Linked DNA regions of Homo sapiens: region 1 is linked to region 2. Evidence: chromatin contacts called from ENCODE Hi-C or POLR2A ChIA-PET data. All regions are on one chromosome and are shown on one strand. Each heading gives the region's core, a stretch centred on a gene start or an enhancer-like site at or near the end of the contact. The rest is flanking DNA. Distances are from core to core; before and after follow the strand shown.

Evidence for each region. Hi-C counts contacts between places; a loop is a spot of excess contacts on that map. ChIA-PET counts read pairs that join two places held with the same protein, here RNA polymerase II (POLR2A). Pooled maps may share reads with other maps.
Region 1: a map of CD8-positive, alpha-beta T cell shows a loop between it and region 2 (21-fold over the local background). The contact joins the promoter of ACER2 here to the enhancer-like site in region 2. A Hi-C loop is called at or near these places in 4 of 168 maps with a recorded cell type or tissue (CD4-positive, alpha-beta memory T cell, CD8-positive, alpha-beta T cell, PC-9 and 1 more), 1 of 37 single-sample maps with no recorded cell type and 16 of 50 pooled maps. POLR2A ChIA-PET finds 5 or more read pairs at or near these places in 1 of 52 experiments (MCF 10A).

The regions. Positions count from the first base shown.
Region 1 is chr9:19,407,562-19,411,794 of GRCh38, forward strand. It overlaps ACER2 (alkaline ceramidase 2), which reads left to right and starts at 1,448. Exons shown (of 6, transcript NM_001010887.3): 1 at 1,448-1,631. The coding sequence starts at 1,524. RefSeq lists enhancers at 418-1,275, 1,276-2,131, 1,544-1,693 and a silencer at 1,154-1,443.
Region 2 is chr9:19,182,923-19,187,229 of GRCh38, forward strand. No RefSeq gene overlaps it. Among named protein-coding and RNA genes, the nearest start is that of DENND4C, 46 kb to the right of the region's middle. RefSeq lists enhancers at 1,554-1,603, 3,582-4,082. Within about 2 kb of position 1,474, at least 37 of the 41 ENCODE cell types and tissues checked have a DNase peak (open chromatin) inside an H3K27ac peak, as active enhancers do; they include CD8-positive, alpha-beta T cell, PC-9 and ascending aorta, where a contact is called at or near this core.

The DNA.
Region 1 (4,233 bases), core at 198-2,697, 220 kb after region 2:
AAGAGTGTATCTTCTACTTGGGTTCTGGAGGGCAGTGGAATTGCCCGTAAAGCAGGAGGAAGGGATAGAGGTTGGGACAAAGATGAAAGGAGGAGTGTGGTTTGGCCCCTGGGGGACAAACCTGGATTTTCTAGAGACTAGGAGAGGCGGCGGGGCTTGCAGTTTTTGTCAGTGATGGAGATCTCTGGGGACTTGCACATGGCTGTGTGGGTACTGGTGGGCAGACAAACACTTGGTGCAGAGGACACTGAAGCACCACCCAGGGTCCTGCTGGGCAGTCAGGCCCAGAGAGAGGGCAGACCCTGGGGAGTTGCTGGCCTTTAGGATACCCTGCGGGTCCGAGCAAGACGTCCTAATGACAGTCACCAATGGGCTGCTGCCCAGGGCCTCTTCTGCCGCTGTCCTGACCTAGAATCCTACAACCTTTCAAGGAAGGAGAACGGGAGCCACCACATACACACAGAGGGTGGCTTTCCTCTAGGGATCCTGGGAACCAGATTGGCTTTCATTTACAAACCGCAGAACAGTTACAGAAGCAAAAGAAGGTAGTTATGACTGGATCTGAGGACATCTTGCCTGAATTGAATTTCCAGCTCTGTCACTTGCTAATAGAAGCCCCTCACAGGGTCTCTGCTGGGCACACTAAATGAGTGATACATGGAAACTCTTCAGACAGCACCTGGCATGTGTATGTTATCTATCACCTCTTGAACCTCGATATCTTGGAGATGTCATAACTGCCACACTACATCCTCTGCAGTTTGGGATGGCTGACGTTTGACCCTTTGCCTAAGTCCCCATATCGAAGGCTAGATTAAGCCTTAACGCTGGAGCCAAGGGGAGGGAGGGCAGGAACGTACTCTAAATAGAAGTGCTCCCCCGGGGACTGGGCGGCCCAACCTGCTCCAGCAGCCGGGAAGGTCTTCCTGCCACAGTGACCGCAGCGAGTGGCGTCCGGCCTCGGAGGGACTGAGGGCACTTCTCTGGTGTAAGCACTGGCGTCCAACGCCGGACGCAGCAAAATCGCTGCAAACTCTGGGTCCAGAGAGGTCCAGGTCCTCCCGGGTTTCTTTTTATTTTAAATTTTTTTCCAGGGAGAGTTCTGGCGCTCCTTCAATCGGGGGAGGCTGCGAGTCTGAGCCAGGAGATGGGCGTGGGCAGGCGTGGGTAGCACCATCGAGGCCCTGGCCACCTGCCGGGTGCTGGGTAGTCTGGAAGAGTCTGGAGCCCGGTCTCCGCCTCCAGGCGCCCCACCCTGGACCCCTCCTCCACGCGGGTCCCGCCCCACGGTGGGCGTGGCTTCCAGGGGGAGGGGCCGGGGAGGGTCTGCGAACGAGTAACCTCCCGCAGGCGAGGCGAGGCGGGGCGGAGCGCGGGAGGCCAGTTGGGAGGCGCACATCCGGCGGTTACCCGGTGCTTCATAAAGCCGCTTTCGCCGCTGGCTGTCGCCGCGTTTTGCCTCCGCAGCAGCTCTGGGCTCTTCTCAGCTGCGCGAGCAGCTGCTCCAATGCCCCGGAGTGGCCATGGGCGCCCCGCACTGGTGGGACCAGCTGCAGGCTGGTAGCTCGGAGGTGGACTGGTGCGAGGACAACTACACCATCGTGCCTGCTATCGCCGAGTTCTACAACACGGTGCGGGGCGCGGGAGCGGGGAAGGCAGGCGGGCCAGCGGGAGGGGGCTGTTCCCGCGCCGCAGCGTCTGGAAGCTGGACGTGGGTCTCTGCGCGCATCTGGGGGCATTCTCTCCAGGGGCTGAGTCAGTCCACACCCCCTCCTCGGCGCGCTCCTTTCAGTTCTCCATCTGTCCTCCTCTCCTGTCCCCATTCCCGACAGCTGGGCTCATCTTCCTCCTGCTGTCATTTGTTTTGTGATGGTCCTATTGTCTTGTTTGGCCCCCACGCGTCCAGGAACCAGGGGTCTGTGTCAGCCCATTCTCCTTGTTTGGGTCAGCTGGGGGCGGTGAACCTGCCGGGACAAGTCTCTTCCTCCCCTGGGATCTCTGTGGCGTGACGCACTTGGGTCGCATTGTGCTTTTTTGCCCTGAATACCTGCTCTCGGAGTGCTGGGAAGAGCACGCCCCCCGCAGGTCCCCGCGGCTGGGGTCACTCCCACCAGGCAGACTTGCCCCACCCCCAAGAACATGCCTATAATGGTCGAGTTATTTTTGGTCAGAATCAAGTTAATTACTACTTGTTTTTTTTTCTTGCCTTTAGTGTCCTGTCTTGTGCAAGCCGCTAATTCAACTCCCCCAGGACTGTGCTTTCTCCAGTTCTGAAGTCTGAGGGATGAAAGGAAAGTTTGGGAGTGATAATGTGCGGGTTTTGGATTTGCCTAGGTCCCTAGATAAGGGTGAGCAGAAACTTCCCCATTGCAGAATCCTGTGTGATTTTAGTTCTTGTGGTAGGGAAGGGTTGCAGCTGGGAGAGGAAATGCCTCTTATTTTGTGTATGTCCATGGCTCAGAATCCTGGTACAGAATGTGAGACTTTGCGTGGTCATTTCTGTGGCTTATCTTTTCACCGCCCAAACAAGGGAAACAGGAACTCCTGGTTTGGGTCATTGTGAATTTGAGGTTGTTGTTTAGGACTTTTCCTTTTGGATTTGCTAGAGAGAATGTCTTCAGCAGGAGTCAGGTGCTTACTGCCTGCAGGAATCTCAGATGATCTAGTCCCTGTCCTTTTATTCATCTGATGAGAAAACTGGGCTCTTGAGGAGGGAGCTGTCATGCTCACATTTCTGGCATGGCTGGGGCCACAATCCAGAAGTCTGGGCCCTTCCTTCCCTCAGTGCTGAAATCCATGGCTGGCTTCCACACAAACACTCCTGCTCCTTTTTTTATGATTAGGTTGGTTCCTTAAGAAAACCTAAGGCTGGGCGTTGTGGCTCACACCTGTATTCCTAGCACTTTGGGAGGCCAAGGCAGGTGGATCGCTTGAATCCAGGAGTTCGAGACCAACCTGGGCAACATGGCGAAACCTCATCTCTACAAAAAAATACAAAAATTAGCTGGACATGTGGCACACACTTGTCGTCCCAGCTACTTGGGAAGCTGAGGTGGGAGGATCACCTGAGCCTGGGAGTTGAAGGCTGCAATGAACTGAGATCGCGCCACTCCACTCCAGCCTGGGCAACAGGGTCTCAAAGAAAACCTGGCCCTCTGCTGACCACAGATACTGTGAAAGACAGTGGAAGTGGCCATGACTTATGTATTGCATAACCTCCCAGAGCATGCTGTCAGGGGTAAATAGTTGCACACAGAGGATGGGCTGGAGTAGTTCTGGGTACTTTCAATAAGGAGAAACACCAGTGGTAACACAAGCTGTCCTTTTGTAAATAAAGAATATAGTGAAAGAGTAAGGATTTCACCAGAGTTCAAGAAGAAAAGACAGCTTGATGACAGGTTCTCACACACTTAGCAAGATTATTCTCTGTGCAGCCTGGGGTCTACAGAGAGGGTCAACCTTGGTTATTTTGGCCAAAAAAGCTAGTGTATGGCTTCTCTGAGTCTGTCTTGAAAAGTGTCATAGGGCTGGATGAAAGGGAGAGTTTGTCTTTACTTTTAATCTAGTCCCATTGGAGCCGTTACTCTATGTAGTGAGTGCTAAAGTCTTTTTCAGAAACTAACTGTTGATCTTCAGCTGCATTGTCTGGCTGATGAGCCCAGCTGGCCCATCTGACAAACTTTATTCCTTGGAATACTCATAAACCACAAAATTTGCTCTGGCAAAGCAGAGAGCGTAAGGTGTCAGAGAATAAGGTCATTGCCTAACTTTGTTGAGTGTAGGTCCAAAGAATTTAGCAAAAAACGTTTCTTCCCCTCTGTTGCTATTTAAAAAAATTTTTTTTTGAGATGATCATGCTCTGTTCCAGGCTTGAGTGCTGTGGTGCGATCTTGGCTCACTGCGACCTCCACCTCCAGGTTCAAGCGATCCTCCCAAAGTGCTGGGATTACAGGCGTGAGTCACCATGCCCGGCCTTCTTCCCCTGTGTTCTTACGTACTACTTATATTTTGATGCTTATCACAGGACATTCCCATGCTTATCTTACTCCTGTGTTGAGAAAGACAGTAGACTGTTATGTGGTGATAAATATCGTCTTAAATCCTCATAATAAGGCAACAGGTCTAATTACCCAGTTTATAGGAAACTCATAATCATTACCAGTTTTGAGAAAAAGTTGGAGGAATTGACAATGTTAAATCAGGAGAAGACCGGGAGAGGGATCTAGAACCTTC
Region 2 (4,307 bases), core at 224-2,723:
AAGTTAATTTTGTGCAAAAAAATAAATTTTGGCCCGGTGCGGTGGCTCACACCTGTAATCCCAGCACTTTGGGAGGCCGAGGCAGGTGGATCATGAGGTTAGTTCAAGACCAGCCTGTCCAAGATGGTGAAACCCTGTCTCTACTAAAAATACACGCAAAAAATTAGCCAGCGTGGTGGTGGGCGCCTGTAACCCCAGCTACTCGGGAGGCTGAGGCAGGAAAATTGCTTGAACCCAGGAGCTGGAGGTTGCAGTAAGCCGAGATCACGCCACTGCACTCCAGCCTGGGCCACAGAGAGGGACTCCATCTCAAAAAAAAAAAAAAAAAAAGAATTCTGGGGAGTTGTAGTGCTTGTTAAAAACAGATTCCGGGCCGGGCGCAGTGGCTCACGCCTGTAATCCCACCACTTTGGGAGGCCGAGGTGGGTGGATCACAAGGTCAGGAGTTCAAGGCCAGCCTGACCAAGATGGTGAAACCCCATGTCTACTAAAAATACAAAAATTAGCTGGGTGTGGTGGCGGGTGCCAGTAATCCCAGCTATTCGGGAGGCTGAGGCAGATAATTGCTTGAACCCTGGAGGCGGAGGTTGCCAGTAAGCCAAGATTGCACCATTGCACTCCAGCCTGGGCAATAGAGGGAGACTTCATCTCAAAAAAAAAAAACACAGATTACAAGGTCCTTTAGTAGAGATGATGATACCTTAATCTAGATGATTCAAATGTAGGTAGCTCTCAGAACACACTTTGGAGAACAATGACTTAAATCCAGTGAAGAAAATCTCCAAGAAGCTGTGACAATATGTGGTCTCTTGAAATCTAGAGATTGGTGCTACATGTGATGGCTCACCCCTGTAATCCTAGCATTATGGGAGGCCAAGGCGGGTGGATCACTTGAGATCAGGAGTTGAGACCAGCCTGGCCAATATGGTGAAACCCCATCTCTACCAAAAATACAAAAATTAGCCAGGTGTGATGGCGCGTGCCTGTAATCCCAGCTACTTGGGAGGCTGAGGCAGGAGAATCGCTTGAACCCAGGAGTGGGAGGTTGCAGTGAGCTGAGATCGTGCCACTGCCCCTCAGCCTGCACTGAGCTAGACTCCATCACAGAAAGAAATCTAGAGATTAGCTACTGAATATTGACAGCTTTATCTTCCCAACTAGCAAAACGATCCCTGCTAGAAGGAACAGATTCATTTTGGAAAAAGTATTCAGTAATCTCTGAAGCACAGAAACATTTTTTTCATTCTTGCTATGCAAACAGATTGTTGGCCTTCTTCAGTGAGGCAGGCCAGGACAAAATCTCAGCAGGCCCTTTCGACAGCATTTCTCCACAAATCAAATTAGGTCAAAGAGAAAATTCAGAGCAGTCTGAGGAAGGGAAAAAAAAAGCCCTGAAATGTGTTATAAAACTGGTGGGCAGGGGACAGGGGAACATCCCACCTACTTTGTTTGCTCTGGTAAAGGCTGGTGGCTTGTCACATGAACCCCAGGCCTTCCTGTTCTCGGCAGCTGCCTTCTGAGTCACTGTGGGCTGCAGGGGAGGGCCCCCTAACATCAGGGAACATAACAACCATATGACTCTTAGGTGAGGCCACTGCGCCAGGCCAATTCAAAAATTAAAGAGCGACTACATTGCCGATTTTCATTTATTTTAAGAACTTCTTTACTCCGTTTTTGTCTACAACTGCAAATTAGCAGAAGACAAAAAACAAACTAGTAAGTGGAATTCACATCTGGTAAGTGAGAACTGGTGCCAGTCCTATTAGTCACCAAGATCACTTAAGGGTGGAGTGCACTAGCAGGATAAAACATTAAACCAAAAGCAATACTTCCTTGTAACAGCTGGAGTTTCCTAAGAAATTTTTAAAATAAAAACCTAGAATGCCTAGCAGGCAAAATACCATAGTTAGAAAAGTCAACCTTTACTTTTCTCTTTTGATTGTAGTCAACTGTTGCATAATTTTTTTTTTTTTAGGCAGAGTCTTGTTCTGTCGTCCCAGCTGGAGTGCAGTTCACTGCAACCTTCGCCTCCTGGGTTCAAGTGATTCTCCTGCCTCAGCCTCCCCAGTAGCTGGGACTACAGGAGTATGCCACCAGGCCCAGCTAATTTTTTTTTTTTTTGTATTTTTAGTAGAGACAGGGTTTCTCCATGTTGGCTAGGCTGGTCTCGAACTCATGAACTTGGATCATCCACCTGCCTTGGCCTCCCAAAGTGCTGTGATTACAGGCGTGAGCCACCGCGCCTGGCCTGTTGCAGAATGTTGCTGGGTATATTATATTATACTATGTGAATTAAGAATTCTCTATTAAACAGTTTTAAGTTGTAAGAAAGCCACCCTAAGTTTAAAACTTTCAGTCTTTTAAAACTGATGCATTAAAGAACTACTCCAAATAAGAGAAACAACACTGAGGTGTGATTCATTTGAACTTGAGTCCCGGTTCCTTAACCCAATGCCTGGATGCTAGAGATGTTCAATAAAGACTTAATGACTGCATAACCAACTTATTAGCTGTAGAATAGTTATAATAATTAACTTCCTTGAGCCTTTGTTTTCTCTTCTGTGATCAGGGAAGAAACCTCTTCTGTCTACCTCAGAGAATTTTTGTAAGGATCAAATAAAATAATGTGTGTTTAAGTTTTGATTTCTTTCTTTTTTCTTTTTTTTTGAGATGGAGTTTTGCTCTTGTAATCCAGGCTGGAGTGCAGTGTGGTATGATCTCTGCTCACTGCAACCTCTGCCTCTGGGGTTCAAGCGATTCTCCTGCCTCAGTCTCCCGAGTAGCTGGGGTTACAAGTGTCCACTAACACGCCCGGCTAATTTTTGTATTTTTAGTAGAGATAGGGTTTCACCATATTGGCCATGCTGGTCTTGAACTCCTGACCTCAGGTGATACGCCTGCCTCGGCCTCCCAAAGTGCTGGGATTACATATACAACCTTTTTTTAAAAAAAAATTATTTTTATTTTTATTTTTATTTTTTGAGACAGAGTCTCGCTATGTCACCCAGGCTGGAGTACAGTGGGGCAGTCTTGGCTCACTGCAACCTCCGCCTCCCTGGTTCAAGCGATTCTTGTGCCTCAGCCTCCCAAGTAGCTGGGATTACAGATGTGAACCACCACACCAACTAATTTTTGTCTTTTTAGTAGAGACGGGGTTTTGCTATGTTGGCCAGGCTGGTCTTGAACTCCTGGCCTCATGTGATCCACCCGCCTCAGCCTCCCAAAGTGCTGGGATTACAGGTGTGAGCCACTGCATCTGGCCAATACAACCTCTTTTTTGATTAGAGCTTTGAAATTGGGGTAGGTTTACTGAAAATAGAACTGTACCAGAGAATTGCATCTGAAATATGCAAAGCTCACCTGGATATCTCAATAGCATGGCAATAACCACCCTATAACCTTTTTAAAAATAAATCTCAGTGGAAGTGATGCTGAAATCTCTCCTTAAGGTCCTCTTTCTCAATCAACTATAATTCAGCAAACATTAAACTTCAGTTACCCGGAAAAAGATTAGGTAATAAATGTGTTAATCATAGACTGGATCATAATCAGCACCGTCACCTAAAGAATACTCACCCCTTAAGTAATCCAAAAGAAAACTAAGAAGCAAAAATCCAGGGTTTGTTTCTCTATAACCAAAATAGAAGAATGTCCATAGTCATTACTGAGCATTAACCATTTGAAGATCTCCTTCCTTTTAACCTCAAGACATTATAATATCTCTTCCTTACTGTCAGGAGACCTAGAGTCCTGTCCTGGCTCTGTGCCTATAGTCATAAGTTGATCTTATCCTTAAAAACGTAAAAATCTTTGTCTTTATTTTGGCCGAGCATGGTGATATATGACTGTAATCCCAGCACTTTGGGAGACTAAGGCAGGTGGATCATTTGAGGCCAGGAGTTGAGGACAGATCGCTTGAGACCAACCTGGCCAATGTGGTGAAACCCTGTATCTACTAAAAATATAAATATTAGCCAAGTGTGGTGGCACACACCTGTAATCCCAGCTACTTGGGAGGCTGAGGCACAAGAATCGCTTGAACCCAGAAGTCAGAAGTTGCAATGAGCCCAGATTGCACCACTGCACTCTAGCCTGGGTGACAAGGAGTGAGACTCTGTCTCAAAAATAAAATAAATAAATAAATAAAATCCCTGTCTTTATTTTGAAACCAGAACAAAGGACACAGTGTGATCTTTGCAAAATCACAGAATCTTGAGCTGAAAGAAGCTTAAAGTTTATCTTGCTAAGTAGTTACTTTTTTAAGCACAATTTTTATTTTTATTTTTATTTTTTTTCAGAGATGGGGC